Regions from separate parts of the Mus musculus genome. Here regions 1, 2, 3, 4, 5 and 7 are each linked to region 6. Evidence: chromatin loops called from intact Hi-C (ENCODE). Cell type or tissue: left cerebral cortex. All regions are shown on one strand.

The links. Hi-C counts contacts between places; a loop is a spot of excess contacts. Peaks named below come from ENCODE experiments on the same cell type or tissue, not always from the same donor. Only the 100,000 strongest peaks of a DNase experiment are listed, where the experiment ranks them.
Region 1: a loop joins it to region 6, with 5 times the contacts of the local background. A loop is called at or near these places in 14 of 42 quality-filtered maps.
Region 2: a loop joins it to region 6, with 4 times the contacts of the local background. A loop is called at or near these places in 3 of 42 quality-filtered maps.
Region 3: it touches region 6 in a loop (2.7-fold over the local background); 22 of 42 quality-filtered maps call a loop at or near these places.
Region 4: it touches region 6 in a loop (2.4-fold over the local background); 10 of 42 quality-filtered maps call a loop at or near these places.
Region 5: a loop joins it to region 6, with 7 times the contacts of the local background. A loop is called at or near these places in 30 of 42 quality-filtered maps.
Region 7: a loop joins it to region 6, with 4 times the contacts of the local background. A loop is called at or near these places in 10 of 42 quality-filtered maps.

The regions. Positions count from the first base shown.
Region 1 is chr8:26,806,925-26,810,924 of GRCm38, reverse strand. No RefSeq gene overlaps it. Among named protein-coding and RNA genes, the nearest start is that of 2310008N11Rik, 15 kb to the left of the region's middle. In left cerebral cortex, no CTCF peak of the experiment used is centred here; DNase peaks (open chromatin) are centred at 2,022 and 2,354.
Region 2 is chr8:26,749,733-26,753,732 of GRCm38, reverse strand. No RefSeq gene overlaps it. Among named protein-coding and RNA genes, the nearest start is that of Gm32098, 53 kb to the right of the region's middle. In left cerebral cortex, no CTCF peak of the experiment used is centred here; a DNase peak (open chromatin) is centred at 1,891; H3K27ac peaks cover 1,233 bases.
Region 3 is chr8:26,441,378-26,445,377 of GRCm38, reverse strand. No RefSeq gene overlaps it. Among named protein-coding and RNA genes, the nearest start is that of Gm31898, 4.0 kb to the right of the region's middle. In left cerebral cortex, CTCF peaks have their summits at 2,082 (motif pointing right) and 3,788; DNase peaks (open chromatin) are centred at 107, 2,099 and 3,930.
Region 4 is chr8:26,829,099-26,833,098 of GRCm38, reverse strand. No RefSeq gene overlaps it. Among named protein-coding and RNA genes, the nearest start is that of 2310008N11Rik, 6.7 kb to the right of the region's middle. RefSeq lists an enhancer at 1-613. In left cerebral cortex, a CTCF peak has its summit at 1,692; no DNase peak of the experiment used is centred here.
Region 5 is chr8:26,687,043-26,691,042 of GRCm38, reverse strand. The region is part of intron 2 of Gm32098 (a long non-coding RNA gene); the gene reads left to right. Among named protein-coding and RNA genes, the nearest start is that of Gm32098, 9.6 kb to the left of the region's middle. In left cerebral cortex, CTCF peaks have their summits at 1,721 and 3,752 (motif pointing left); a DNase peak (open chromatin) is centred at 3,750.
Region 6 is chr8:26,973,992-26,977,991 of GRCm38, reverse strand. It overlaps Zfp703 (zinc finger protein 703), which reads right to left and starts at 656. Exons shown (of 2, transcript NM_001101502.1): 1 at 381-656. The coding sequence starts at 638. Gm39150 (a long non-coding RNA gene) reads left to right here and starts at 2,077. Exons shown (of 4, transcript XR_001778540.2): 1 at 2,077-2,319. In left cerebral cortex, CTCF peaks have their summits at 1,221 and 1,975; DNase peaks (open chromatin) are centred at 956 and 1,957; H3K4me3 peaks cover 2,041 bases; H3K27ac peaks cover 1,979 bases.
Region 7 is chr8:26,847,057-26,851,056 of GRCm38, reverse strand. No RefSeq gene overlaps it. Among named protein-coding and RNA genes, the nearest start is that of 2310008N11Rik, 25 kb to the right of the region's middle. In left cerebral cortex, no CTCF peak of the experiment used is centred here; DNase peaks (open chromatin) are centred at 201 and 1,659.

The DNA of each region.
Region 1 (4,000 bases), 170 kb after region 6:
CAGGACCGAGCAAGGTCCCGATGGAGGGATGTGAGGGCTTCCATTTGTAAGCAGAAAGACTACTTTGTGCTTCTCCTTCTCAGAGTGGCTCAGTGACCTGGGGTCCCACCACAGCATTTTGCTCTCCTTAGTCTAGGATCTTCCATTTCCAAGACACGCCGTCCTTGTTTGTGGTTTTACCCGAAACCAAGTCTGGCAAAGCGATATTGGTGTTTTGCTGTGAGCCTCCTCTTGCTGTCTCTATCCTCTGCTGCCCTTGCCTGCTTTCAATGGGCTGGGGATGGTCCAGGGCTCCCTGCATGGAGATGGGAGTCTGGAGCTTCTTGCAGTGTAGGCTATAGGTGGTACAGGCTGTGCTAGGGTGGAGTCCAGCTCAGCTCCCATCCTCTCTGGAAACCCAGATTGACTCTTTACTCCCCCATTTACCCCTCCATATGTTGTTTGTTGTTGGCTCCTAACTTGATCCCCCAGTGAAGACAGGCCTGGAGAACCCAACCCACAGAGCTGAGGACAACAGCTAGCGATTGCATAATTCTTTCTTGGGATCTTTGAGCGTAAAACTGCCCGGTGCCTCTTCCCCAAAACACACAGAAAATACAGAGAGTCAATCATGTCATTCAACACAGGGGCACTCTCAGATGACAAGGTCTCGGGCAAGGTCTGGTGCCCCCTCATGTCCTTGGCTTTCTTTCTGTATCTGATCTCTGTTCTCCACCAGGCTCTGTTTTGTTCAGTGGCATGGTGTTTATCACTGTTTCAACACCCCATATGGACCATAAGCTCTTTTAGGGCGAGATCATGCTTTGCACTTCTCTGCAATTCACACAATGCCGAGCAGAGTGTCACGGACGCAGAATCTGCTTCGCAAATATTTAATTGACAGGGAAATGTTGAATTGGACAGAGTTTGTGGCAGCTCTAGTTTGCTTCAGAAAGATTGGCACCAGGTCCTTAATCTAAAAAGGGGCTGCTCTAGGTCTCGGTGCTGGGCCCTCCGTGTCAGGTGAGATCCCTGTTGGTCCCAATCTTTGTTCCCATCACTAGAAGTCTCCTTATTATGCCACATTGAGCTCCCAAGGCACACTCTAAAATTAAAAAAAAAAGGCTTTGGGGGGTTGATACGGTCCTAGTGAAGTGAAAAGAAAGCAGAAATTCTAGAATGGGAGGGGAAAATGCCTATGAAGTCTCCTAGTGGGACTTTATTCTTATCAAGCTCTGGGTTCCTTGGTGGGTATGCTGGGTGACCTGAGGGTCCCCTTTCATTACCTAAACATGAGAGGGAAGAGTCTGTCTGTTTGTCTCTCTGTCCGTCCCTGCCTGCCTGCTTCTTACCTGAAAGAGAAAGAGGGCACACTGGGTTTTGTTTTAAAAACAGAGGAAGAGGAAATGAGAGGACGGTGCTTGCTCAGATGGTACTGCTCGTTGAGTCTGCACTGAATGGTCACTTACCCTCAAAGGCGGCAGCAGACACTTCTGGAGGGTGACTGTATGACACAGAGGGCTTTGTTTCAGACTTTCTCCTGTGTGTGTCCGAAGTAGAATTGAGTCTTAAAGAAGACCCTTGCCTTCTGCTCCTCCACTCTCTTCGCTGACCAGAGGGTTCTGTTGTACAACGTGTCTGACTGTATGTCGCAGGATGAAAGTGGGCCTTCATACAGGAAAGGGAAAAACAAAGCCAGGATTCTAGATCTCTCTCTCTCTTTCTCTCTCTCTCTCTCTCTCTCTCTCTCTCTCTCTCTCCCCTTATCTCTTTCTATACTTCCTCACAAATATCCATGAGCTGCAGACAGAAATCCCATTGCAATATGCAGACTGAGTGCTAGACTTGGGGCTCTGGGTTAAATGGTAGTGGGGTGAGGGGGTGGCTGTGAGGCCCTGTGTGCATGCCCAGAGGGAGCAGGGTGCAGGCAGGTTCCCTAGGACTCAGAGTGAGGGCAGAGTCTCCTGCCTCACCCTGCATGCTTGCTGCTACCGCCTCTGTTCACCCTGCCAGCCAGCTGGGAGCCACCGTGTGATTGATAGCCCCAGCTTGAGTGGAAAGTCCGGATTCCATGCAAGACAGCTAAGGAGGTAGGAGGGAGAGCTGCTTCTAACATCTGCAACAAAATTAAAAATTAAATAAATAGAATTTGTTAGTTTACAAATAGAACTGTTACTTGTTACTCAGGGTATTAACAATCTTCTTTTTGGATTAAATTTTTTATTTTTATTTTTAATTTTTTTTTTCTGGTAACACCCGTGAAAGACGTTTGTTTCAGTTGCCAACATTTCTGCAGAACTAATGTGGGTGGATTGTGACAGATATAATTTCTCCATCCTACACTTTCATCAACTTGAGTTCTGTTAAACTATGCCCGCTGGGCTCAGCTCCTTTTAAAGTTTCCGCTTTGACAGGTAGATTTATTAGTCTTGAAATTTGTACAAATCAGATGTCACTCGTGGCAACTTGTCAAAATGTCAGTCTGGCAAGGCAGCATGAAAGGCTTTCTGGAGAGAGACAGACGCTAGGCAGGCTTTGGAGAACTCCAGCGTGTTCCGTGGAGGCACGGAAGGGACTCCAGCCCTTGATCCTGGGGGCTTTACTTTATTAAATATCTCTAGCTGTACAGAGGGGATGGGCTTTCAGATCCAGGTCTCAGAGACATCAAGTCTGACAGTTCCCAAACGGTGGCTTCTGTTGCTTGCTCCTGGTGTCAAATTTCCTTGCCTGTTTTGTTCAGTTGGTGGCAGAAGTCGCTGCCCGCCTGCCCGCTGAGGAGGAGGTGGGGGTGGGGTTGTCCTGTGGTTGTGTAGGGGAGCTGAGCAAACCCAGGTCTTTTGGTTTTCATCAGATGCTGAGTGGTTCCTGGGACTGTATAGATGCTCAAAGCTGGCTCCTTTGGCCAAAAGGAGAGCTTAGCTTCAGGCCTGTAAGTTCAATCCTCAAGCTAGCTCCAAGGGTGGAATGTTTGGGTCTCAGGTTTAGAGCAAGAGGCTGCTCTCCCATAGTGACAATAGATGGCAGTCCCATTTGGTCTCAGAAGACCCAAGGTTCTCTCTTTCCCAACGGGTGCTTCCCCAAAACCTCCAGGACTTTCCCATTCTCCAGCCTTCTGTTAGTCAAGGATCCTGTGATTCTGCTAGCTCCATAATTATCTTAGTTTGACATGGCAGGAAATGTTATTAATAGTCAGAAAGCAAACTGCATGTCTTGCCTGGTGTGGGGCAGAAGAGGGAGGTAGGAAGAGCTAAGCCGTGGGGCTGCACGTGGCTTTCAGACTGTGACAGACTACTTGAGTCCGGATGGATATGTGTGTTAGCGCCCCCGGGCAGATAGCCTCTGAGCAGGCATGCGAGGGCGGGCCAGGACTTGTAAGTGGAGAGCAAGTGATGGCCCAGAAACTCATTGTGGACCGGCATATTCCATATCTCCACTTGTGTTCACCTGGCTCTCAGTATCCACACAGCTTCTCTCCCCTACTCCTGTGAAGTCTGGGGAGCTTAATGAGGTTTGTCCTCACAGAGAATGAGGACAATGGGAGACAGGAGACTGTTGTCAGTGTAGGCGCTCTGACTCCTTGCTTCGGGAAGGGGCTGTGGAGAGTGGCCATCGAGGACCTGTTGGGATCCACCTCTTACTCTGAGATTTGTGGTCTCTGAGGCAAATTCAGACTTGAGAAGGCTTGCTCTCTCTCTTCACCCCCTACCCCTTCGTTTTCCTCCCGCTTTTCATTGCTTTGGGCATTGCATTGTTGAACTCTTTTTTTTCTTCACTAGTTCCCAGAAACTCTCGCTACAATATCTTCCTGAAGGGTGACACTCCTTTAACTGGGGATTAGGTGACACGGAACAAAAAACAAAAATCTGGGGAAATGGAGCAGAAGCTAAGATCAAGGCTAGGGAGTTAAGAAGGCTTCTGAGACGCTAGAATTCTCTTTCTGAGAACCATTATTCCTTCAGGACGCCCCCGACCCTATCTCTAGAGCCCAGGGCCTAGCTTATTTTTAGAGGCAGAAGGACAG
Region 2 (4,000 bases), 220 kb after region 6:
AGTGGCAACTTTTATAGTCCAAGGCAGGACAAGTAGCTGAGAGGTGGTGAGTTCTCCTTCTGCTATGGAGAAGTGGGATGATGCCATACCAACTTTCTATAAACAATAACCATAAGCTCTAGACAAAACTTAAAAAAATTTAAAATCCAAGTACTCACAGCTATTGATTTTAGAAGATTCATTAGCTAAAAGGAAGAGTATGAGATAACTTTTCTGGTTATTAGGAGCACATCTGAAGTTAGCATCGCAAGGGGTAGCTAGGTCAAATTCCCATAGGAAACCTGTGGTACCTCTGGCTTGAAGAAACAGATGACAGAGGTTTGGGCAACTAAAGTTGCTAAATATAAACCCTGTGCAAATCTCTGGCTAATTTGAGGATTAAGTGCATATGGGGCACCATCCAAGCAGCTCAGCTAAAGATAGAAGAACTGAACTGAGATTTAGAGAGCCGCCAATGAGATAGTTTGTCACCTGAGTCTTCTATTGCTACAACTACAGCTCAATAATCTTCAGAAAATACAACGGAATTCAGAGGAGCCACAACACGATACTCACAATGTCTAGAAAATAATCCAAAAATTTAATACAGAAAGATCAAATGGATGCTGAGGAAATACAGTCCATAAAAACTGGTTATTTAGTCCAAATACTGAATATATACTCCCTAAGATAACAGAATGTATGACTCCAAGGAAGACAAGATGAAATCTTAGTGGAGACACAACACACTAAATAAAACTGCAGAACAGAATGTTAGAAGCAAAACTGCAGTGAGCACTTAAGAAGGATGGCTATGACATCAGAAGATTCTGTGAAATTACAGAGCGAGGAGGTAAGAGTTTCTAGGCCTAAGAATAGAAGAGAACAAACAAACTAATGAGCAGCATCTCAGACACTGTGAGACAAAGTCAGAATGTCTAACACATGCTCAGTGTTGCAAAAGCAGATCAGAAAAAAAAAAGAAATAATAAGTAAAAGTATACTGTACAAATGACAAAAAAAATCACATGTTATACATATAAAATGTCACATGTTACACATATAAAATGTTACATGTTATACATATAAAATGTTACATGTTATACATATAAAATGTCACATGTTATACATATAAAATGTTACATGTTATACATATAAAATGTCACATGTTATACATATAAAATGTTGAAAATGACAAGTAGGAATCAATCTACACAGATTTCCCAAATTTGATAGATGGCCTAAGTTTACATATTTAAGAATTTTAGTGAGTCCAAAGCAAAATATACATGTAGAACATCATGCTGTGCAGCCTCACAGAACAACTGTCCACAAACTTTGAGAAAAAAAAAAAGAGAACTCTTGAAAATCTTGAGAGAAAGGGTGTAGTAAATGTAAATCAATAATCTACTGGGGTTCAAACCACGATGGAAGCCCGTATCCAAATGGATGTATGTAAGAGAATAAAAGAGACCAGATTACATCCAGTGTGAATATTATTTAACAACAAAGATAGCAGAGGGACCCTTTTTGATTAAGCAAGATTGTTTGAACTCGGAAAAGCCCCTCAAAGGCCCATATGCCAAAGGCTTGGCCTCCAGCTTCTGAGTACTGGGAGCTGCTAGAACCATTAAGGTGTGAAGCACAGTGGGAGGAAGTTAAATCATTGGGTATGTGCCTTTGGGGGACACACTGAGATATCCCTGTGTCTGTCTTTGCTCTTCTGCCACCATGAGGTGATTAGACCTCCTCCAACATGCACACCCTACGTGCCATACTGTGCCATCTCAGACCCCAAGCAATGGCGCCATGCTGACACACAGTGACCTCTCTGAAACCGTGGACCAAGGCAAACCTTTCCTACTTTCAAACTCATTCATCTCAGGTATAAATGGAATGCTAAGCCACCCACACCACAGCAGATGTTGCAGAACGCTTCAGATTCCGAGAAGAAGCTACCATATGGAAAAGTAGGTCTTCAGGAAGAAAGAGCATCAAAATGGTAAGTAAATACCTGGTATAAATAGAAAACAGCATTTCTTATTTCTTTAAAATGCACATACCATTTTATAAATTATAATCATGTCTTGTAGGGTTTTTGGTACAATTGATGTGCTGGATGATAGACTCAACATTTGCAATGGGGTGAAGTGGTCCAGGGGCTGAATGAGTGGCAATGTTTTCTTATATTTTGCATAAATAGTACAATATTAATTCTCAGAAGACTGTACATTTTAATGTCTAGAGAAAAGAAGATTGATTCATTGAAGGAGCTTATGTGGAAGTTGCTTATGGTGATCTCAATGGCAAATCCTGTTGATTAATTGCTTCTATGTAACGTTGTAAAGATAAAAGAAATTCAATGAGAACAGCCAATAGGGAAACAGGCGAAAGGCCCAGAATTGGCACAAGACATCCCAAGACCAAGTTTTCAGCACAAAGGAGATTTATTTGCTCTAAAGGAACAAAGGGAAGGAATAAGAGACAAAGACAAGAGATAGAGACTGAGAGAGAAAAGAAAGGAACAAGGGTGATGGGGAAGGGATATTTGCTCTGGAGGGACAAAGGGCTGCCTCTGGATAGAGAGGAGACAGATCTGGCCTAGAGGCAAATGGTACTTTATAAAGAGAACAGAGGAAACCTGTGTTAGGATGAATTGCTTTGTTTTGATTGGCCATGTTAATTAGGTAAGCCAAAATGGGGCTTTTGATGCTAGATTTCCATACTTTGATAGCTGGACCTTGGTAGCTGGCCCTGGGAGTGAGGGAAGAGTGAGGGGGAGGAGGAAAGTAGCCAAATAAGGGACTAGATCTTGGTGGATCTTTAGGAATTGTTAGCTTTAGGAATGTAAGGCTCTTCCTCCTTTAAGTTGTTTTCCTCAGGGTAAGCAACTAAGGCATGAGGGTCAAATCAAACCAACTCTGGGGAGTGTGGCGGTCTCTGATTTTGTTTCATGCTATGATGTGAAAAGTGTCGTGGTATAAAAAGGTTGTGGGGCTGAACATCCCTTGACACAGAGTGAGAATACGAGGTTATCTTCCTGCTTGGCACTTTCTGAGCTGTGTGCCTTTAAACAAGTCACTAACCTCCTTGAGCCTTAGTTCATTATATGAAACATTGAGTAGTGATCTCCACCAATGCTCCCAAAGGAAATAAACTCTGTTTTCTGAGTTTATTTAGTGCTCTGATTAGAAGGAGGTGGTTGAACCCTATGGTTCCAAGTTGAGTCTTAGGGAAAATGAGTGATGACATTTGTCCAAAAATCTTTGTTCTTGGTTAGGTTCTGTTTTCTTGTGTGGTATAAATTGGCAGAGTGTAGTAACCATCTTTAAATTATAGCTCTGTGACTATAGCTCTGTGTCTTTGGACATGTCTCATTTTCCTCACCTGATCTGGGCTCAGATAATATTGGCATGGCATGACAGGGGTGACCAGTTGTCATTATTGCTTCATCTCTGAGTGGATAAACACATTTATGTGGGCTTGCCAGCCAGTGCCAAGGAGGAGTGGCTTTGCAAATAGTTCTCATTTTGCCTTAGAGAAACACCCACCCTTCCATGAACAAGCCTGCGTAATCTTTCTTTGAAGACATGATATAGTTTTGGTATTTTTTTGTGGACATGTCCAAAATTAATTGAATAAATAACCCAGAGCAAGTAGGAACCTGTATGGCAAAGATGAAGGAGCCACAGGATGGAAAGATGCTAGGTCTCCATTGCTGCTTGAAAGAGAACTGCACTGCTCATTAGGGATACCGTTTAGAATTAGTATACGTGTCCGATACATTATTGTTTTGTTTGTGTTATCACACATTTAGTGTTTTCTTTTATAGCATTAGCCAATTTCGGAAGCACAAGTCATGCAAAGCATCTGGCATGGATCAACTGTCACTTATTAGGATTAAAGAAGTTAAAGTATTCTTCCACTTGCAAACAATGTTCTTTAATCAGATCTGATGGCTACATCACCCTTGCCAAGGCCGAATTTCTGTCATCCATTCCTGTGATTTTTGTTTCTCCAG
Region 3 (4,000 bases), 530 kb after region 6:
AAGTAAATTGTTCAGCTTTCGCTTCTTCCTAAACAAAGTGCCCTGATCTGAAAGTTCCCAGTTTGTCTAGAAGCCACGGTGTGTGTGACAGCTGTTTCTCTGGGCGGTGTTCTGCTCTCGCAGTCTTCAGCTATTCTGACTCCAAAGCTATTCTTGCCTTTTGAGTCACACACAAAAATGATCTACACACACACACACACACACACACACACACACACACACGTGTTCTTATTTCCCCTTTGTTTAAATTTTTCCTTCTTTCTCTAATATCTATACTAAAGACATATATGTCTATAATGTGATTATATAATATAATATTACATATTATGTCTATAATAATAAACATTATTATAGACACATCTAACATATGTCTATTATAACCACTTCAGAAACTTGATTTTTATGCTGTGTTAATTTTTGTGTGGTAGTTTTCACGTTGCCCCTTCCAGAGTCTTTCCTAAGATGGTATTTATTGCTATCAGTTAAAAGTTGGGCAAAACAAGTAGCATATGGAGAGTGGTAGGGACATTTATATATGCTTACATGTTACTTTTTCAACTTTGCAAAATATCTGACAAGTATGCTCCTTAAGGGGAATGTAGCATTACCCCCCCCCAACACACACACACACACGTCCATTTTCTGGACAAGGGAGTGATCCCACTGTGCCTGTAAGGGCTTCAGAAAGTTCTCATGGCCTCTCAGCATTGGCTGGACTGACTTCCAGGTACCCAGTCTCCTGGATGTAGCTCCACACTGACTTCACCCGCTCGGGACATATGATTTGTAGAGACCAGTCTCTTCGTGTGTTTCCACAGTGGTGGTTCAGTTCCACCGTGAGGCTTGCTATCTTGTTAGAAAGGTTATGTCTAAGGGCATAAGACCTTGCAGGGCAGGTCTGGCAGAACAGGGTGCTACCCCCAGCCTCTACAGCAGGAAGCCATTTTGTGAGCACACAAAGGTATACCAAGGTCTATAGAGAAGTTCCTATCTTTCCACTCATTTATCTTTGTACCTGCATGCCCTTCACGATGTAGTGATCTTTCTGAGAAGATTCCCCTTTTCCTGGATACCTTTACAGGCATCCGGAGATCAGTGTGTGGCCGGCTGAGGTCTGCAGGTCTCAATCACTAATAGCCTTAGGTTTGAAAGGAGGACACTTGGGTGGTCCTTGAAACTCATATGCAATACTAATCAACTCCTGAATAAAGCCAGGAGTTTGCCATGTGCTTCTGCAGGCCCTCCAAGTTCAATGCTTTGTGAACAAGTTGGTCAGTAGGTACTAGAACACTCGGCAGGTGCAGACACTGGTCATTAGACAAGAGATCCAAACAGCACCTTACAAGTAGTAAATACCAACGCTAGGACCTGAGATCACACTCAGTGAAGAGAGCCTTTTGCGCTTGCCCTTGGGCCACATGGTTCAAGGCAAGGAAGGTCCTTGAACGTTAGCCAGCTCTAGGCCATGTAGAAGAGAGGAGAGCCTCCCTTTGAGTCCGCTCTACTCTCAGGCCTCACACGCAATTCCCTGAAAGACCTTGATCTCGCAAGACCGCACCAAGGAAACGCTCGATAAGTAGCAAGGCTTTCACTAGACTCGAGTGTGTTTTAGTTGAAAATCTGAAGACTCTGAAAACCTTCAAGATGGAGAAGAAAAGAAGAGAAAAGAAAAGAGAGGAGAAGAGAAGAGAAGAGAGAGAAGAGAGAAGAGAGAAGAGAGAAGAGAGAAGAGAGAAGAGAGGAGAAGAGAAGAGAAGAGAAGAGAAGAGAAGAGAAGAGAAGAGAAGAGAAGAGAAGAGAAGAGAAGAGAAGAGAAGAGAAGAGAAGAGAAGAGCAAGGCAAAGAAAAGAAAAGAAAAGAAAGGAAAGGAAAGGAAAGGAAAGGAAAAGAAAAGAAAAGAAAAGAAAAGAAAAGAAAAGAAAAGAAAAGAAAAGAAAAGAAAAGAAAAGAAAAGAAAAGAAAAGAAAAGAAAAGAAGTTTCTTCAGCATTAGGAACAGTGCATCCTGGCGCATGTGTGGGAATGAACCCCCTGACACTCAGGGATCAAAGGAGCCTTCCTGGTTGGGGTAGTTGTACCACTAGCCACCAGAGGGCAGCAGCGGGTCAGAACAACTGGTGAGAATAGCAGTAAGTTAATTTCTCAGGAAAGGGTTGAGAAATGAAGAGACACCCCAGGGGACTGCTTGGGATTCTTCTCCCAGGCAGATCCATTCTTCAGGGACAGTCTATCTGTCCCCAGACGCTGGGAGCACTGGCTGCTGAAGGCTTGCAGATGCATAGCTGCTGAGAATTGCCTGCCTAGGGAACTGTTCTCGGCCCAAGGTTATATGCCTTCTCCGGGGAGACAAATAATGATTGGCCACTGAAGGAATTGGGGAACTCTGCCTCAGTTTGTGATAACTCCTCAAGGACACGCAAGATCCAAAGTTTCAAGACTGGCTGAGGCTCGAAGTCTTCTAACCAACTCTGTCTTCCTGAAATCATAGGCATGTCTCCAAAAGCCATCTCTTGATGAACATGTCTGGCATTATTAGCCTCCAGGGTCCCCCGGTACAGCAACAACTACTCGACGTGGAGAATCGCAGCCGTTGAACCGAAACCTAGAAATAAAAGACACAGAGTAGGCCGAGGGGGGCTTGGGGGTAGGGTGTAAAATATGTACAATTTATTCACTGACACTTCAGAAGACATTTCCTTTTCTTTCTTCCTTCCTTCCTTCCTTCCTTCCTTCCTTCCTTCCTTCCTTTCTTCCTTCCTTCTTTCCTTTCTTTCTTCCTTCCTTCCTTCTTTTGGCGGGTGCAGGTTAAATGGCACTTGGGCTTGTAAGTCTTTTCTCCAGTGTACCTTCCTTCCCACATGTCCTCACATCATTGGGCTGACAGCGCCTCTCCCCTTCAAAGCCCCACCTAAGCAGCGCTTGCTCTATGTTGGCTGCAGTTGCTGCTGGGGTGGGGTGGTACCCAATTACTAAGCTGGGATCCCATCACACTTACTATGTAGACATAGCCAAAGGAGACCAACAACAACAACAATAAATAAATAAAATAAAATAATGAAATTCTCTGGCTCACTCCCCAATTTCCCTGAAATTGCATCCTGGACCATGTTGGCTTTTGCCTATTTTTTTTTTAAGTCCTCAGTAGGATCTCTTCAAAATAATACAGAGCCTGTGCCTTTCCTTGGCTTAAGTAAGAACCCCTCTATCAAACCTCCCATTGTTAAGGAAAGGGACTCCTACAATCACGAGCTGCAAATCCGGCATTTTGTAGCATGCTCAGAGGCCAGGCCTCCACGGGGAGATGACTGAACGGCCTATGGATTAATGTACTATTATTACATTACTCTTTAAGCTTCAAAGGTCTGCCAGGAGAGCTCAGCTCACTATCTATTCCATGACATTTTAAGAACAAATAATACATTAATATATTTAATTTGAGAATAAACACATACATTACAGGCAGGGGATTTTGTCTATGCTGATAAAGGCACCAGATGACCTTTCCGGAGCAATCCTGGCACGCAGGGCTGGAAGGGGACGTGTTCCAAAAACCAGTTTCTATCCGCTGTAACGTGCAAGCTCTGATGCTTGCTTGACCTGTGAAAAGCTGCAGCTTCCATGTTCTTCGGGGATGGGAGCTGTGGCTATAATTACTCCTCAGACTCTCATCTGCAGAAACACTAAATCTTACTGCCTCAAATTAGCTAATCAATTAAGTGTCAAACCACAAAATGTTGGAGATTTGGGGTTGTGTTTATTCTCTTGGCAGGCACTTCCTCCCTCCGCCTCTTGGACTCCTCTCTCTTCTCCTTGCAGGGGAGCTGGCTTTTAAAAAATGACTGGTCACCCATTGTTTATTTCTGGCTTGTAAGCAAAACACAGTTGAAGTTACATAAGCCCGAAGCCCAGGACTGACTAAATCTACCCTGCAATTGATAGGTTGGCTACTGTTCAAGCCGGGCTGTGTGTTCTCTGGGACCTTTCTTGGGACTAGCTTAAAG
Region 4 (4,000 bases), 140 kb after region 6:
GAGTTCTTATGGAGCAAGGGGAAGACACAAGACTCCACTGAACTGCCTTCATTTTACACATATTGGGAGAAAACGGATCTGAGAAAAGAAAGGAACAGATTGCCCAAATGGGAAGGAGAGAGAGACAGAGAGAGAGAGAGAGACAGAGAGACAGAGACAGAGAGACACAGAGAGAGAGAGAGACAGACAGACAGACAGAGAGACAGACACACAGAGAGAGAGACTTTAAGCAGAAGGAAGAAAAGGAACTAAAACCCTAATGCCCTTAAAAAAAGAAAACGGAAAAAAAAACCACCATAAATTATGTCTTTGGACTGAATCCATTGGTGTCTTGCCAGTTTCAAATAATAGTGTAACTTGATTAAGAAACTTTACAGGATTTAAAGTTACTGGCTTTTCTGACTCCTCCCCGAGACTTCTCTTTAACTTACTGTCTACACCAGGCTAATTTGTTCCAAGATTTTTTAATCTTCTCCAAGTCTGAGATGATGTTCCTAACTTTGTAGCCATATCTGAAGGATTCTCTTTTTGTGTGTATATAACGCCAGGACTTGAACCCAGGGCCTTGGCACGCTAGGTAAGTACTCTACTACTGAGCTGTGTGTCACTGGTCCTTATGGTCACTTCTACCTGTGACTGCAACTCAGAATACTGGACCAACCTAAAAGATTACTCCAAAAACGTGTTACAAGTGAAGTATAGCCTCTGAGAACTCAACTTATCAAATTCTGGTCTCCTTTTGGGTTACCTCAAATATCAGAAAAGGGACACACATGGGACTAGGAAGAGAAGTTCTCAGGTGTTTGTGGTTATAGCATTCCAGGGTCAGAGGCAGAAGGATCATGAGTTTGGGCTACATACAGAGTTTCAGGCCAGGGTGTGTTACAACAGAAAGACACCTCTTAAAACGAGGAAGCAAGCAAGCAAACAAAACCAAAACAGCACAGAAAGAGAGAGAGAAAGAAAGAAAGAACAAAAGAAAGGAAGAACGAAAGAGGGGAGAAGGGAAGAGAAGACAATGAAGACTTTGCTAAACCATTCATCAGGACCAGGATGTAGCGTGTTAGGAGTGCAGGCTGTGATGACTTAGAAGCACAAGAATCCTAGAAATGCACTGTACATTTTCTGGTGAGACTGGAGTTCTGTCTGAGTGAAGTCATCCTGATTTGGGAGGCACCCACAAAGCAGCACCCAGGGCGCCCCGTCTGTACCTGAAGGTCTGGATTTGAGCTGCAGCTCTTTCCGTCAATCCTGGGGTTGTGTGGCCTTGAGCCTGCTTCCTCGTACACTCCTTCCCTCCCAGTGTCAGCTTCCCTGGGTAAAGAAAGTGAACTCAGGAAAAATCCTTGCCTCACAGGGCCTCCTCATCACAAGGATTAAATATATTAGCCTATGTGAAAGTACCCTGTAAATGACGAAGCCTTCAATTAACAGTTGGCGTTAGAATTACTGCTTACGTTACAGAAATCCAGGTCTCTTTAAATACCCGTGTTGACAGCGGGCACGTTTTAATTTCAGAAAGGGTTTGAGCATGGAGGGCATTAGAAAAAAGGGCTCACATGGTACCTGTTCCCCCTGGGCCATTTGTTCTCCTGTAATTATTGTTTACTAATAAGTATGTTTTGCTCATAAATGTCCTATTAAACCGGGCTGAAGCCCTTCACCAGGCTGGTCTGGCTTTTCTGGCTGTGATTAAGCAGGAACCCCCTAGAGGCTCCCTTGAGTAGTGAGTCTTTCGGGCTGTGGAATTTTGTCCCTGACCCCCGAGAGTCCTCCTCAACTGTGCAGTGGCAGTGCCCCTCAATGGGTGTCCTTGCCACGCCCTTGCTTCCTTCCCACTCGTGCTGGTGTATAAAGGGAGTATTGCATCACTCTAGTCTGGTTTTCTGTACCTCTGTGGCTGTTTGTTTCTCCTTGTCAGTAGTAGTCTGGTATGGGGATGGAGCAATGGTTCTGGAGGCGGGGTGCCTGGAGCTGGAGACTTTAGGTTTAAGTGACTACTCTGGGATATAAGACCCGCATCTCTGACCCCGAGCGATGCTTACCTTTCTAGTGTTGTGATGAGTATAAAGACTGCCTTTGAAGGCGCACACACAGAGGCTCGATAAATGAATATTCTTTTATACAGATGGTGTCTATCTTGCATGAATTGAAATTACTAAGGGTTGGTCAAACCCAGAGCCTGTGTTCTGATCTTCTTGGTTCTGATCTTGTTAGTCTGAATTTAAACCTTAACATCAGTCAGTCATGGCTTCCTAAGGCTTGCTAGGACTATGAAATATTAGTGCATACACAACAGCCAGGGATTGGATCTTGTAGAAAATGCAGATTGAGAGTCTGTGGGATGTGAGCAGCAGAATTTCTACATTAAAAAAACATTTATTTTATTATTTAAATTATGTGTAGGGATGTACATGCATGTATGTGTGGATGGGTGGATAAGTGCAGACATCTGTGTAGACCAGGGGCATCAGTTCCTCTGGTCTGGAGTTACAGGCACTGTGGGTGTGGGTGTTGGGAACTGAATTCAGGGTCTCTCTGGAAGGGCAGTGACTGCTCTGAACACTGAGCTATCTCCCCGGCCCCCACTTTCTGCATTTTTAACAGGCATACCATGACCACAAAATGTGGAGCCCACTTTGAGATTTAGCCTGCATTCTTTTGTGATCCTTAAATCTTGAAGCAAGAAGCAGTGGCCATACAAAGACACACCTGAGCTGCAATTAAGGCCCACTTAAGGTTGCTCCTTAGGGGAACCATTCTGGAATCTGTTCTCTCTCTGTCTCTCTGTCCCTTTCTGTGTCTCTCTGAGTCTCTCTGTTTCGGTCTCTGTCTCCCCTTCCTCCCGAATCCAGCCCTGAATACTTATCCACATCGCTACTAGAAGATATTTTCTGGTTGTTCATTATCTTTTCAGACTTCCTAGTTTATCTTGGAAGATAACCAAATAAACAAAGGCATTGCCACAGAATACCGAAGTCCTAATGAGTCTGAATGGATACCTGTTTGTACTACTCAACTGGAAAAGCAGATTTTAGGCTGGGCTTAGAAATAACCCCAATACAGTTAGGTGCCCACATGAAGCCCCTATAGCTGGGATGCCACTGAACCCAGAGAGGCTCAAATGAAGGACAAAGCCTGTGTGTGTGTGTGTGTGTGTGTGTGTGTGTGTGTGTGTATTACTTAGAGGGATGCAGAACACTCCAGAACACAGGGCTCCTGACAGTTCTCAGCCTGGAAGAATCTCTTCATCACAGACAACAGCAATGTGAGCAAATGAATCCCCTGTCCTGACGCAGTTGCAGAGAGATGCTTGGAGCACTGCAGTGGACCTTGGTAGAGCTTGTTTTCATCAAGCAGAATCATGCTTATGGCGTATTTCATGAGTTTGTGGCATAATAAACAAAAAAGGAATGTCAGAGCACATATCTGATAGCAACTCTTCCCTAAGGATTGGACTTCATACTATTGAGACTCCTCTGCCTGTGGGACAAGACTGTGACAAGCACGGACCTGGCTCGCAGTGTGGCTGAGTGTGTGCATCTGTGATCTCTGGTTAGCAGATGAGCAACCAAAACGTCATGTAAGAAGCTCTTCACGTGATCAGATTATGGGATTTCACTTGTCCAGGAAGTGATCTGTCAAAAGTTTACCATAGGACTGAGAGCTGGCAGTTGGCAATAGAATAACACAGTAGGCATACCTATATTTAACTTTTTGTCTTCTCAAGCTCTTCCCCTCTCACCTTCTCTCTTTCTATTCTTCTGAGTCAGGGTATCACTATGTAGCCCAGGCTGGCCCTGGAGTTATGACCCTCCAAGAAGAAAGAGGTACAAGGGGAGGGAACCATTGGGGAGGGGGAAGCAATAAAACAAGATTTGGGCAATGGCATATGTCAGTTTCTGCCCCAGACTTCTTAGACTCAACCTTAGAGGCAGATGTGCTCTGCTCAGGCCAGCCCGCAAGGGCTTCTGGGTATTTTCTTTGCTTTGCTGGCACA
Region 5 (4,000 bases), 290 kb after region 6:
AATCTAGGTTTTTCCATCAGAAAGACTGGATTGTGGTCACTCATTGTGCTTTGACTATTTTCCCATCACATTTCTAGTTATGCTCATAGAATCAGCAATGCTTCTGGTCTCTGTGATTGAAGAACCTTCCTGTTGTAGGGATTTCTCCTTGGGTTGACTCCCTATCTGGTACCCTGAGTGCCAGGAGGTGGGAAAGTGAGACAGGCTCTGTAGTAGGCCAATGGGTATCCACAGTCTAGAGCAGGAGAGATTTTTCAATTCATCTTTTGCATGCATGGTATCTGTCAAGTATGTGATATTTAATGAAAGCCTTTTGAGCAGAATAAATAAAGTCAGTTTACAGATGTAAGCAATTCACAGCCAAGGAGCAGCTCAAAGAGACTTTAGCTTTATTATAAATAAGAGAAATAATCATAACAATATGTTTCTCCTTGCTCAGACATTCCTATGACACCGTTTCTTCTGTTCCTGCCAGCGGTGTCTCCGGGGACTTTGATGACCTCACCTCTTGTTTAGTTTTGTGGTGCACCTCAAACAATAGCTTGCAACCTTATTTATGTCCCCTGCTTACAAGGCAGGCTTGGGTCAGTCAACCCAGGTGCTGCTGATCTTTGGTAAAGGCAAGAAGCTGGCTCCAGTCACCAGAGAGAAAACCCGGACTTCTTCCACAGTGGTGTGGTAAGGGTAGAAGGGAGATGGTCACCTTCTTCCTGCTAGCCCCAGGCTCAGCCCACTAGGCAGGGCTGGAGGCTAATGCCAATCTGGAAGGTGGCCCACCCCTGCGAACTAGAAGGCAACAAATGAGACGAAATGAAAAATATAATGATGCATATTATATTAATCATCCTCCCTTTTTCTGACACAATAAATCTTCTCTTTAAACTCGTGGTAGCGATTGCAACATCTTCCTCTCTCCTCGAAACAGCACAGATTAAGATGAAGTGATAGTGCTGTGTCAAAAGAGAGCTTTACTGCCACACTTGGGATACAAAGAGAGAGGTTAATTTATCATCGCTGGGGAGAGCTGACAGGAGAGAGATATACAACCGAAAGGGGATTTAGCACAGGGCCAAGAAACTTCACACTATTTTTACCATCTGTCACATGCTCTAATAAAGCAGGGCAAAATATGAAGAAAGGAAAAATGAACTATCAAACACTGATGTAATGCAGCCCATAAATCTAATTTAATTACTTTGCATGGAGACAGGTCCTCGAGTCTGTGTGAATATACTGGATTTTCTTGGCAACTTAACAACTAAGTGTTTTAATAACATCACACTATAATTTATTCTGCTTGAAACACAAAACCCCTTTTGTGAGAGTTTCATTTTTGAGAACTGTTAATTTTTTCGGCTAATGTCAAAACTGGCATAAATTCACATGTGAACTTGAAGCCTGACTGTGAAAAAGGCTTAGGTTACCGCATGCCTTTTTATTGTTCCACACGTCCCCTGCTTCTGCATGCATTAGAAATAATTGGTCTTTGTTGATGACTTAGGTGAGGAGAGTCGTCTTGCAATTAGATTTTAATATAATGACAAAGGGTGTGTGAGGGGGGAATCTTTGTAAAATAAAAGGAGCTAAGAAAACCCAGTGAGTAGAGGCCCTGTTCTCCAGTGAAAAAGAAAAAAAAATTCAGTGCATGATACTCTTAGAAGCAGAAGTAGGCTGTGCCCAGAATCATGAGAATCCCACACAGGACAATGTAAGATCTCAGGGCTGACCAAGACACTGGGGCTGCAGGTCTGCCCTAGAGGGAGCCAGTGGGAGCAGAAAATAAATAAAAAAATACAATTAATATTCATCATGTGTCCTCCCGAATTTGGATGCAGTTACAGAAATTATTGTTAATAATGAAAGCCATATATCAAAGGCTATAAAACTCATCTGGGCTAGGACACTATTTTTTTAGGCTCTGTTCTGAACCATTAAAGATGACATATTGCATTTGTGCGCCTCTGTGTATAATAAGATACATTTAGGTCTGATTCTAACCTAAACTGGCAATTTTGGTATTGAACTTGAGTCCTTAAATGGGGGCTGTGACATTCCAGTCCAGAGGAGGTCAGCAGAACCCATCCATTCTCCCATGACCTCACTCAAACAGGGCAGGATGGATGGGTAATTAATTTGTTAGATCATCAGTGATTCATGTTGGAAAAATACAACACAGAGGCTCTTGACAAATTCAATTGAAATACAGTGGGGGAAAAGGATACGCATCCCCCCCCCCCCCGTAAAACCTCAAACCTTAAGCGTAGAGCAAGACAGACTGTGCAGTTCATTTATCTATTCCTTCAGGATACTTACTTTATAGAAAGCCCTGTAGGGTATATACGGGGAGCACACGCAGTCTGGTAACAGAGATACAGGGATTTGGACACTCCCAGAGCTTAGAAGCCATCTGTGGAGTTTGTGGAGGAACAGGGCTGGAGGTGTTTGGTCGTGATACCTGATCTGGATAAAAACAAGTGCCTGAATTGGAAGATTCTAACAAGTCTAAGTCCCATCAGGAACTTGACCACAATGTCTATACTGTTGACTCTTTGCTCACTGCCACCAGCGATGTGGTGTATGCTAAAAGTCCCAAGCTGTTCAAAGACCCAGAAGCCTGGAAGCTGAGAGGTTACGGGGTTTTGTTTTGTTTTGTTTTGTTTTGTTTTGTTTTGTTTTGTTTTGTTTAGAGAAGTAGTTTCAAATATATTTCTCCTGGTGCTTGTTTCTGAAAGTTCAGACTCCCCAGATCAGACCTGGAAAACACTCAATTCCTGTGGTTTCTCGTTCTGTTGAATTTGTGTGGGAGAAAAATGTACAGCCTTGAACTCTGAATGAAGCCCAGTGTGGAAGCAGTGGTTTTCAGTGGTGCCATTTCCAAAGCTCTCATTGCTGTTTCTAAAGACTTCCCACGTATTCTGTTACTGACCCGCAGCTTGGAATAGTGAACATTAAAAATTAAAAAAAAAAAAATCCAGGCTGCCAGTATTTACTTATGAAATGACTGGGGAGAGCCTGGCAAACCGGCTGCCTGGAAATTAGTGCACAAATTGAAAGTTTGAAGGCTTTTTGTTCCTGGCATTTTGACTTCCTCATCTGAAAAATGGGGATATTAATACCTACCTCCTGGAGTTGTTGTGAAGATTAAGTGCCGCTATGTATGTAGAGCATGGAGCACAGGAAAGGGATGGCTGCAATTATTATTTTATTATAATTATTTAGATTTCATACCCTCCTCTTCCCCTGTCTTCCTAACTTCCCCATTTCTCTCAGTGACTCTCCTCCACTCCTCCCCTCCCCCTACTCTTCCCCCTCCTCCCACTCCTCCCCTCCTCCCACTCCTCCCTTTTCCCCTCACTCCTCTCCTTCCACTCCTCCCCTCCCTTCTCCCCCTCCTCTCCCTCCTTTCCATCCCCTTCCCCCACTCCTCTTTCCCCTCACTTCTCTTTCCCACTCCTCCCCTTTCCCCCCCTTTCCTCCCCCTCCCCCATTCCTCCCCTCCTCCCCATCTCCTTCCCCCACTCCTCCCTTTCTTTCTATGTATCCCCCAACTCTTCTACCCTCACTACCTTCCCCCTCCTCATTGCTCTCCCCCAAGCTGATTTCCTCACAGATTCTTAGGAATCTGCTTCATTCAGTCCTCCCCTCTCCTCACTCTTCCCCAGATCCCCTTATTCCTCCCTCCTCCTTTTCCAAGTTTCTCCTCCCTCCATATACAGGAATCCTCTTCCCTCAGCCTCCCCCTTCTGGCCCAGCAGCAGAATGCAACCAAGCCACTTTCAAAAATAGAAAACAAGAAAACAAAAAAGCCATCTTCAAAAGAGGAAATACAAACAAACACCAAAACAACCAATGCCATACATGCCCAAAGATGACTTAGGCTATTGTTCAGAGATGGCCCTTCCTTGGGAAGCACTTAGCAGAAATAAAAGGAGTACCACACTGCTCTGGGGTGTGAACGCAGATGCAAAGGAATTTGAATTCCCCAAAGCAGAAGAGGAAT
Region 6 (4,000 bases):
GCAGAGGGACACCGGGTGGAGGCGAGGGAGGCCCAGAAGCCGTCTTTGGACAGGACTCTAAGGGGCCAGAGGAAAAGTAAAGGACTCTGGGCACCATAAGAGCAAATCCAGTCGGTTAGAAAACACGCAGCTCCAAAGGGCGACTGGGCAAAACCCTTCCACCCATGAGTCTAGGGAGAACCTGGGCGGGCGGGGAGGGGGGTGTCTGGTTCCTGCCTTCCGTCCCTCCTCAGGAGGTCCGCCTGCGTGGCCAGCTTCGGGCCTCGCGTCGCTACGGGAGGTGGGGTGGGGTGGGGGGTGGTGGAGGGAGCAGAGCCATGGGCCCAGCATGGGTGGAGGAGTGGGGTTCAGTTCTGGGTGGGCAGCGCCCGGAGACTGACCTCAATTGGGCTGACGGGTGTGGAGGACAGCGGTTGCAGGTACTCCGGGTGCAGGAGGTGACCGGTGTGAGCGCTCAGCATCTTCAGGACCCTGATAGGGAGCCGGTTCGCCTGGCGCAGGGGGTCCGCCGGGGGCAGGAGGGACACCACTGCCGGCACCGCCGGCCTCTTCCCGCCGCCGCCGCCGCTGCTGCTGCCGCCGCCGCTGCCGCTGCTTTCGGGTGTCCTTGGGTTAGATCCAGCGGGCGAATCGCTCATTTGGAGGAGGCAGTGCCACTGGGGGGGCGGGGAGGGAGGGGAAGCTCCGGGAGGCGAGCTCCCGGGGCGGGTGGGCTCGCTCCGCTGCGTCGAACGCCGTGCAGCAGCCGCTGCGCCTCCGTGCCGCCTCCCCTCCTCCACCGCCGCCGCCGCCGCCGCCGCCGCCGCCGCCGCCGCCGCAGCTAGCCCAGGCGAGCAACACAAAAACCTTCGCCTTCCGCGAGCTGCACGTCAAATAGCCGCGATCTGCAGCCACACTTCAAAGGGATCGCCGCGCCCGCCCAATCGCAGCTCTCTCCCGGACCCCGGGGCGGGGAGAGCGGAGGGCGGAGGCGGGCGCCGCCGGTGGGCGGGGAGAGTCTTAAAGCGCCCTAGCCGGTCGCCGCCTCCCGGCCTTCGCCCAGCGCTGGATCTGCTCCCCTTTGCGGGTTGTGCCCGGCTGCCCTAGCCCACGGGTCACCCAAGGGACGGGACTTCTGGACACGGGCTCTGTGCCCTCTCCTGTTGCCTGCTGCTTCCCACTAGTGTCTAGGGTGGAGACCGGGGTGGGAACGCAGGGCGCCTGCTCCGGTCCTAGGATCCAAGCCTCTCCCCGGGACCGCCGGGGGGCGGGCTACGCCTCGGGAGCTCGGCAGCTTCTCCGAGCTGCTTCGGCCGGTTCTCTTTCCCCTAATTGGCCTCTCCCGGATGTGTTCACTTGGAAGCGCCGAAGCCTTGGGGGCATCCACTATTCCCTGGGCGCTGCCTGAGCCCTTCCAACTACTTTGAGCCTGTCCAGTCAGACTGGAAGTGGAAGGACTCCCTTCCCGGTGAGACGGTCTAGGTGAAGCGTGGTTGAAGGTTTGGCTCCCTGGCCAGGAAGCGTCACCTCAAAGCTCCTGGAACGCCCCCAGGGGCGCTCTGAATTATAGATCGTGTTTGGTGTGTTTCAGGGTTCTTGTCCCGTTTAAAGTCATAAAGCTACCTCACTGTGCTGTGACGAGCTGAGCTGCCGTTTGGCGGCGACGTGGTTGGAGGTAGCATCAAAGTAGAGGCCGATGTCCTAGAGGAGGGGGGGGGTCTCAGCATTGCAGGACGACACAAACTCTAGAGACTGCCCCATTGGTTTCCCCTCCGGCGAAATTTCGAAATAAGACCTTTTTATTAATAATAACAGTACCCTCTCGGATTCCCCCAAGCCTTCCGGAAAAAGTACGTATTTACACTTGGCAGAGATTTTTACATAGTCATGGTCCTGACCATAAAGTTCTAGATCCTTGGCTCAATCGACTGAGCTTGGTCCTTTGTGCCCCAGCTCTGGAGTGACCACTTTTGCGTGCCCTCAGTGGCCAGTGGAGGCGCGCTGGTGTCGCTGTTCCTTTTGAATACCCTTTTCCAGTCGTGATTTGTCAGTCACTCTGACCATCAAGTTCTGACTTTGTAGGAGTGTTACCCAGGACTATCTGGTTCTGACTGCCTGATGCTGACTCACGGTTGTTTTTTTTTTTTTTTCCCTGACTCTGATATCATTGACTCAACACAACGTGAGAGCAAGAGATTCCAAAGGGGTCGTCAAAGTGAGCGGAAGGAGCGAATCATAGAACAATCATGAACTTCATGATGTGCAGGAGAGAAGGCGGCAGGCAGCTTCCAAGGCCACATCCGTCATACACAGAACTCAAACTCTCCCTGGAGCCACAAGGTTTGATAAATAAATGTGCATAGGTTTCTCAGAAATTACCCGACTGTCCCTTCCCTCTCTTTAGATCTTATAAATTTAGTGAATAGCCAGAGATGCCCTGACTCTGATGATATGGTCCATATTGCAGCAGGAGGGGCAAGAGAATGAATGGAAGGGAGGAGGATTTTCTCATTTATTTTATAGTACAAAGTTTTACTCTCTTCCCGCAACTCCCATAAGCTCAGCTCATGCCAGCCTATGCCTTCTGACCTCATGGTCATTGCGAACACTTATCTGTAAAATTCTACTCCAAGCTGGGTCTGCAGCCTCGTTCTTGTAAATGCAGCACCCAGGAAGCTGAGGCAGGAGAGTCACACCATGAATTTGAGACCAGCTTGGCATACCTAGTGAGTTCCAGTCTAGCTTGTGCTACAGAGTGAGACCCTATCTCCCAACAAACACAGTCCACCGCGATTGAAGGGTTACTTCAACTTAACCCAGGCCTTTGGCCTTTGGGAGAGAAAAGAGTGGAAGAAGGATGGGTTGTAGAAGCGATGGCCTTTGTGGATATGTTGGAGGAAAAACTGGGAAGAAGGTAGAGTTTGGAGACAGAGACAAAAGTCTCCTGGGTTATTGTAACCAGTCCAGCTGGGGGCGGGGTGGGAGGAGAGGGAGGGAGAGAGAGAGAGAGAGAGAGAGAGAGAGAGAGAGAGAGAGAGAGAGAGCCAGCCTAGAAACCATTCTAGGAGCAGAGCAGATGTGTGTTAGAAATGATTAATGGGAAATAAGTTAGAGGGAAAGAGAGTAGACACTTAGGAATGTGGGTGGGAAAGAGAGGGCAGGAGGCTGCAGAAAGGACGGTGGAGTATTTTTATTTGGAGAGTAGAAAGATGTCAAATGAACAAAAGGAAGAAGGGGAGCAGACAGGATGTCCCGGCTGGGCAGGCTAGGGTGCAGGCGATTTCCCCACGGAATGATACATTGTCCTTTTAAGAAACTTAGTTCTCTAAGCTCAGAGCAGTTAGCATGGACAGGGCTAATGGTGCCAGGTGCCAGACGCCAGGCCTGTTTCCTGCTCCTGTACAGTATGTAGGACACACACACTCCACAGCACACACAGAGGGTAGGGACAACTCCTTGGGGGTGCTGGTAAGGACAAGAGAGCTTCCTTGATTGGATTGATCCAGTTTCCTTGTGAGAGAAAAATTAAAAAAAAAAAAAAACCAAAACACCGTGAGCTAGGCCCAAGGCCTAATTAAAACACTTGCAGAAGAGTATTGAGATTGCGATTTGACATTTACTTAGCAAAATTGTTACCCCATACAGAGCACGACACTGGGCCTCAGCCGCCTAAAAGGAAGTTCAGTTTTCAAAGGAATGGCTTGCCACCTGGGTGAGAACATGACTCATTAATCAACCCGGACCCGTGTTTACTGAGGGCCAGCTGTGGGCAGAGCATTGCCTTAGGAATGTGGTTGAAAAAAAAAAGACCCTGTTAAAAAAAAAAAAAAACCGGTTGCAGTGCAGGGGCATACAGCGCATGTCCTTCCCTCACAGAAGTGTGGCAGATGCAGAGGACCTCATTTGTCAGCCCTTCGCTGGTTACCCTGGAAATGACAAGCAGTGGTTTACCTAGGACAGGGCTAGAGCTACTTGAAGCTGTTTCTAGGACACTGGAGTGAAGAATGGGCTGCCTGTTAGT
Region 7 (4,000 bases), 130 kb after region 6:
TACCTAGGCTTTTGTGAAGGTGGGGATAGGCATGGATCTGGAAGAAACTGTAGGAAGAGGGCTTAATTGTTCCTAGTGTACTGAACTCTGGCCTTGCCATTCTTCCGGTGCTTGTGACCCTCATGACCTAGCTCCATCCGGCTCCGTCCCCTGTCTCCTCCTGGTCCTGTGCTCTGGCCTCCTTGCAGAGGCACAGGCACATGGGAATCAAGCTTCCCCCTTTACTGATTCATTTGATCCTGCATGCACTTCAAGGTCGAGAGCAAGCTTTGTTTTCTTAGAGAGCATCCCCGCTGGCTTCTGTTTTCTCTGACAGCTGTGGTCCCCGAACACTTACTTCCCATTCCTCCTCTTGGTTCCTTGATCCTCCATCTGTCCTAGCTCACTGGTAAATGGGGGACTTAGATGAATGAGCTCTAAGCTCTGCACAGTTCTAGGCTCCTACATCTATTTGCTCTACCTCCTCAGCTTGGCTGTGCATGCCTCCAGAGCAAGGGCAGCATCCTTCCCTCCTGTAGCATCCTACAATATTCTAGCGCAGGACTGGGGCCTGGCTGAGTATTCTCCAAGTGATTTGCATTACCTGGCTTCTAGATGTCCTTTTCTCTTAGTAGAGGAAGAGGTGGCTTAGATGCCCTGGAAGCCTTCTATTAAGCCTGCAATAAAACTGCTCTGCAATTAGCGGACATGTGTGGGAAGCTATGATATTTCTGCCTTCAGTGTGTTTAGTTGGTTTAGATAATTTGTTCAGGAAGCTTTCCCCAGCAAAGGAGGAAAGGGGATGCTTTTATTAAATGAATATCAGGGTACTCCCCTGTGTTTTGTATGTAGCTCATTAGACACAAGTGCCCTGGTGGTACCGACCCATAATCCCAGCTACTCAGAAGGCTGAGGCAGGAGAATCTTATTAGGTTCAAGTCTTATGAGGGGCTACGAGACAGGTTCAAAGCCAGCCGGGACAACTTAGTGAGACCAAAGTAAGAATGGGTGGGGATGGCATAGCGTAATAGCAAGTATATACCTCGCAAAAGGTGAGACTGTGGGTTCAGTCTTTAGGACAGCCAAGAAAGCAAGCTGCTCTCTCTGATTCCTATCTGAATCCCCACTTGCAAGGTTCCAGCAGGTCACTTGGTTTGTGACTCTTGTTTGCACATCTCTTAGACAGTGATCCCAATATATGCCCCGTCTCTCTCAGACGATTGCTGTGGGAATACAGAGACAGGAAAACAGGGGACAATGCTCTCTAAACTGGGACGTTAATAGCGGCTCAGACTTCTTAGCCTAAGAGGTCAAAAAAGTAAAATGTAAACAGGAACAGAAAAAGACGCATCGAGGGTTTTTTTTTGTCCCGCCGACTCACTAAGGGACAAAAACAAACTGCTTTTTTCTGGATGATACTCTGTGAAAATTGCTCCCATCCTCCCCTCCACCTCCCTCCACCCCCCCGAAAACATGGAAAGGAAAAAGTGGAGTGTGAAGGAACATTCTGGTATATTCTGAGAGTTGACTCTGGGAGGAGAGGAAAACATGAGCAAACAAAAGCTGTCACTCACTGGCAAGCTGCTTCCCCAGGGGAATTATCTTTATAAAGAAAAAGCAAAACCTCTGCTGCTGCCCGCAAGCTGGGAGCAGACAGCGTGGTGAATGGCCGCCTCTGGGCCGTGCCTCCCCACCCAGTCTTGGGTTCTACTATCTTGGAAGAGTTGGCTTGCTGTCTCCCGAGTGGAGAATGCCTCCCCATCCTTCGGTGTTCCCATGGTGATTTCTATAAACAGGCACGTCCAGGGGTGTCATAGCTCGCACCCAGATCTCCTAGAGCTGCACCTTCCCTCTGGCTGGCGGCCACACTCCAGAGTCTCCATGCCCAGCTCCAACTTGCTATGTGCACCCATCCATCACTCTCACAGTACCTTATCGACTTAGAGGGGCCCTGGAAGCTGGCAGTGAGAACTCCAGCCTTCTAGAAACCTGTTTGTGTGCAAACAGACAAAGGTCTCTCTCTCTCTCACCCTCCCCCACTCCCCGCCCCCACGCGCAAGCGCGCACGCACCATCCCGACTTTTCCAAGACGATGATTGAGTTTTTCCCCTCTTCTGCTTGATATTTCTGCCAAAGCAAGAAAAATCCTTGTTGAAGTCTAGCAGGAAATCCAATAAAAATTCTTCAAAAGATGGGCTTGACATTGAAAAACAGCAAAATTATAAAATAGGCCTTAGAAAAGAGAGAGGAGAGTTATTATATCTGGCACGGAGCAAAAAGCCCCGAGACCCCGTCCAAATGAGCCATCGTAGATTGAAAGTGTTTAGCTTCCCGTTGATTAAATATGGAGAAGGACCCAGGGCCTGCCAAGCCTCGGGGATCCAAAGTTTGTTTTCAGTCAGAATGTGTTTTCAGTCAATGGAAAAAATGGTCGGCCTGTGCCGGGCTATGTAACGGAGAAGCCCCAGGTTTGCAGTGAGTAATGGCTCTGAAGCAGAAAACCATGCGGGCTGTTAATCATCCCTCGCAGGGCCCTGTAATTTCACTCAGCGACTCAGTAGGCTTGGACCATGCTCCCCTTCCCCCCTCCATCTCCCTCAGCTCATTTTGCTCAAGGGAGAAAAGAGGAGCCCGTCTAGCGTTGGGTCCATGTTTTAGTTCTTAAACTCTTCTCTTCATCCCTCTGCCCGCAGCACCCCTTTGCCAGAGGCAGGATGCCAGCCTTCAGGATGAGGAACGGAGTACAGATGTATTTAAGTCTATGGGGCTTGTTCAGGGGAACTTTTCTTGTCCCACGGGCGCTCTGGAATCAAAGCCTGGGAAATCCCCCTCCGCCCCATCGCCTTCCCAAGGCCAGCTGTTTGTGGAATGTTCTTAGATGTTCTTGAGCAGGGTTGCCTTATTTCTGCTTTATAGTTTTTTTTTTTCTCTCCTTCCTCTTCCCCTTACTTTTTAGGCAAGGTCTTCCTTTGTAGTCCAGGTTGGACTCAAAGCTCCGTGCCACGCAACATTCTTGCCTGGGTTTACAATTTTCATTTCTCCTGGGCTCTTATGGATCTTACCCCATTCTCATTTCTGATGTCATTAAAGTCCTCCGCAGCTGGGGAGGCACAGGAAAACAAAGGGAGAGGGGGAAAGGACAAGAAAGTAGGGAGGGGATATGGGAGAGGGGAAGAGGAAGAGAGAGAGAGAGAGAGAGAGAGAGAGAGAGAGAGAGAGAGACTCTTGGAGATGGCTCCTGGCACAAGACAGGGATGGGATTTTGGTAGGCCAGACCTCCCTTCTTGTTAAATACTGCACCCCTCTATTTTCTGCTTTCTTGAACACACACCCTTTCTTTTCCAGTACCGTTTACCCAGTATAAGCAGAAACAGCGGCAAGAGGATGCTGTCACGGTTCGTGATTCTTGTTGTTTTCTAGTCTACTCCCTGGTGCAGGTTTCAGAACCTGCAGCATCACTGTTTAAAATGGCAGCAAGGGGCCAGAGAGGCTGTTCAAATGGTGGTCACTGTGAACTCCATCCGGGCACCAGGATTTGATTGCAGGAAGTCACTTCAACCAGGTTTTTATATTTTATTTATTTTTATTTTTTATTTTTTTGAGGGCTTGGCAAATAAATGGAAGTAAATAAATGGCTTTAAAGTTATGGCATGGGGATGCTTGGTGGTTTAGCGGAGACAGATCCTTCTGCAAGGAGAGCGAGAGCACAGTCAGCAAATACCCCAAGTAACCAATGACAATAAGCGCTGAGGAGGAGGCGTCAGCTCCAGGGATCTGGCCTGCCCTAAAGAGACAGCTAGAGAAGCTCTGGGCAAGGGTGGAGCTAAATAGAAAGCTGTGGGCAGGATGGTAGTGGGGAAGCATGCTTGTATGCCATCATTTGGGGGAAGCATCGCTGTAAGGAAGTAAAGTCTAGTCGGATTGGTCCTTGTGTATAACCTCTGCCTTCACAAAGCTATCCTCTCCAGTCATATCCTTTGCAGAGTAGTTACAATGTAACAACGCTGGGCGGAGAACGTTC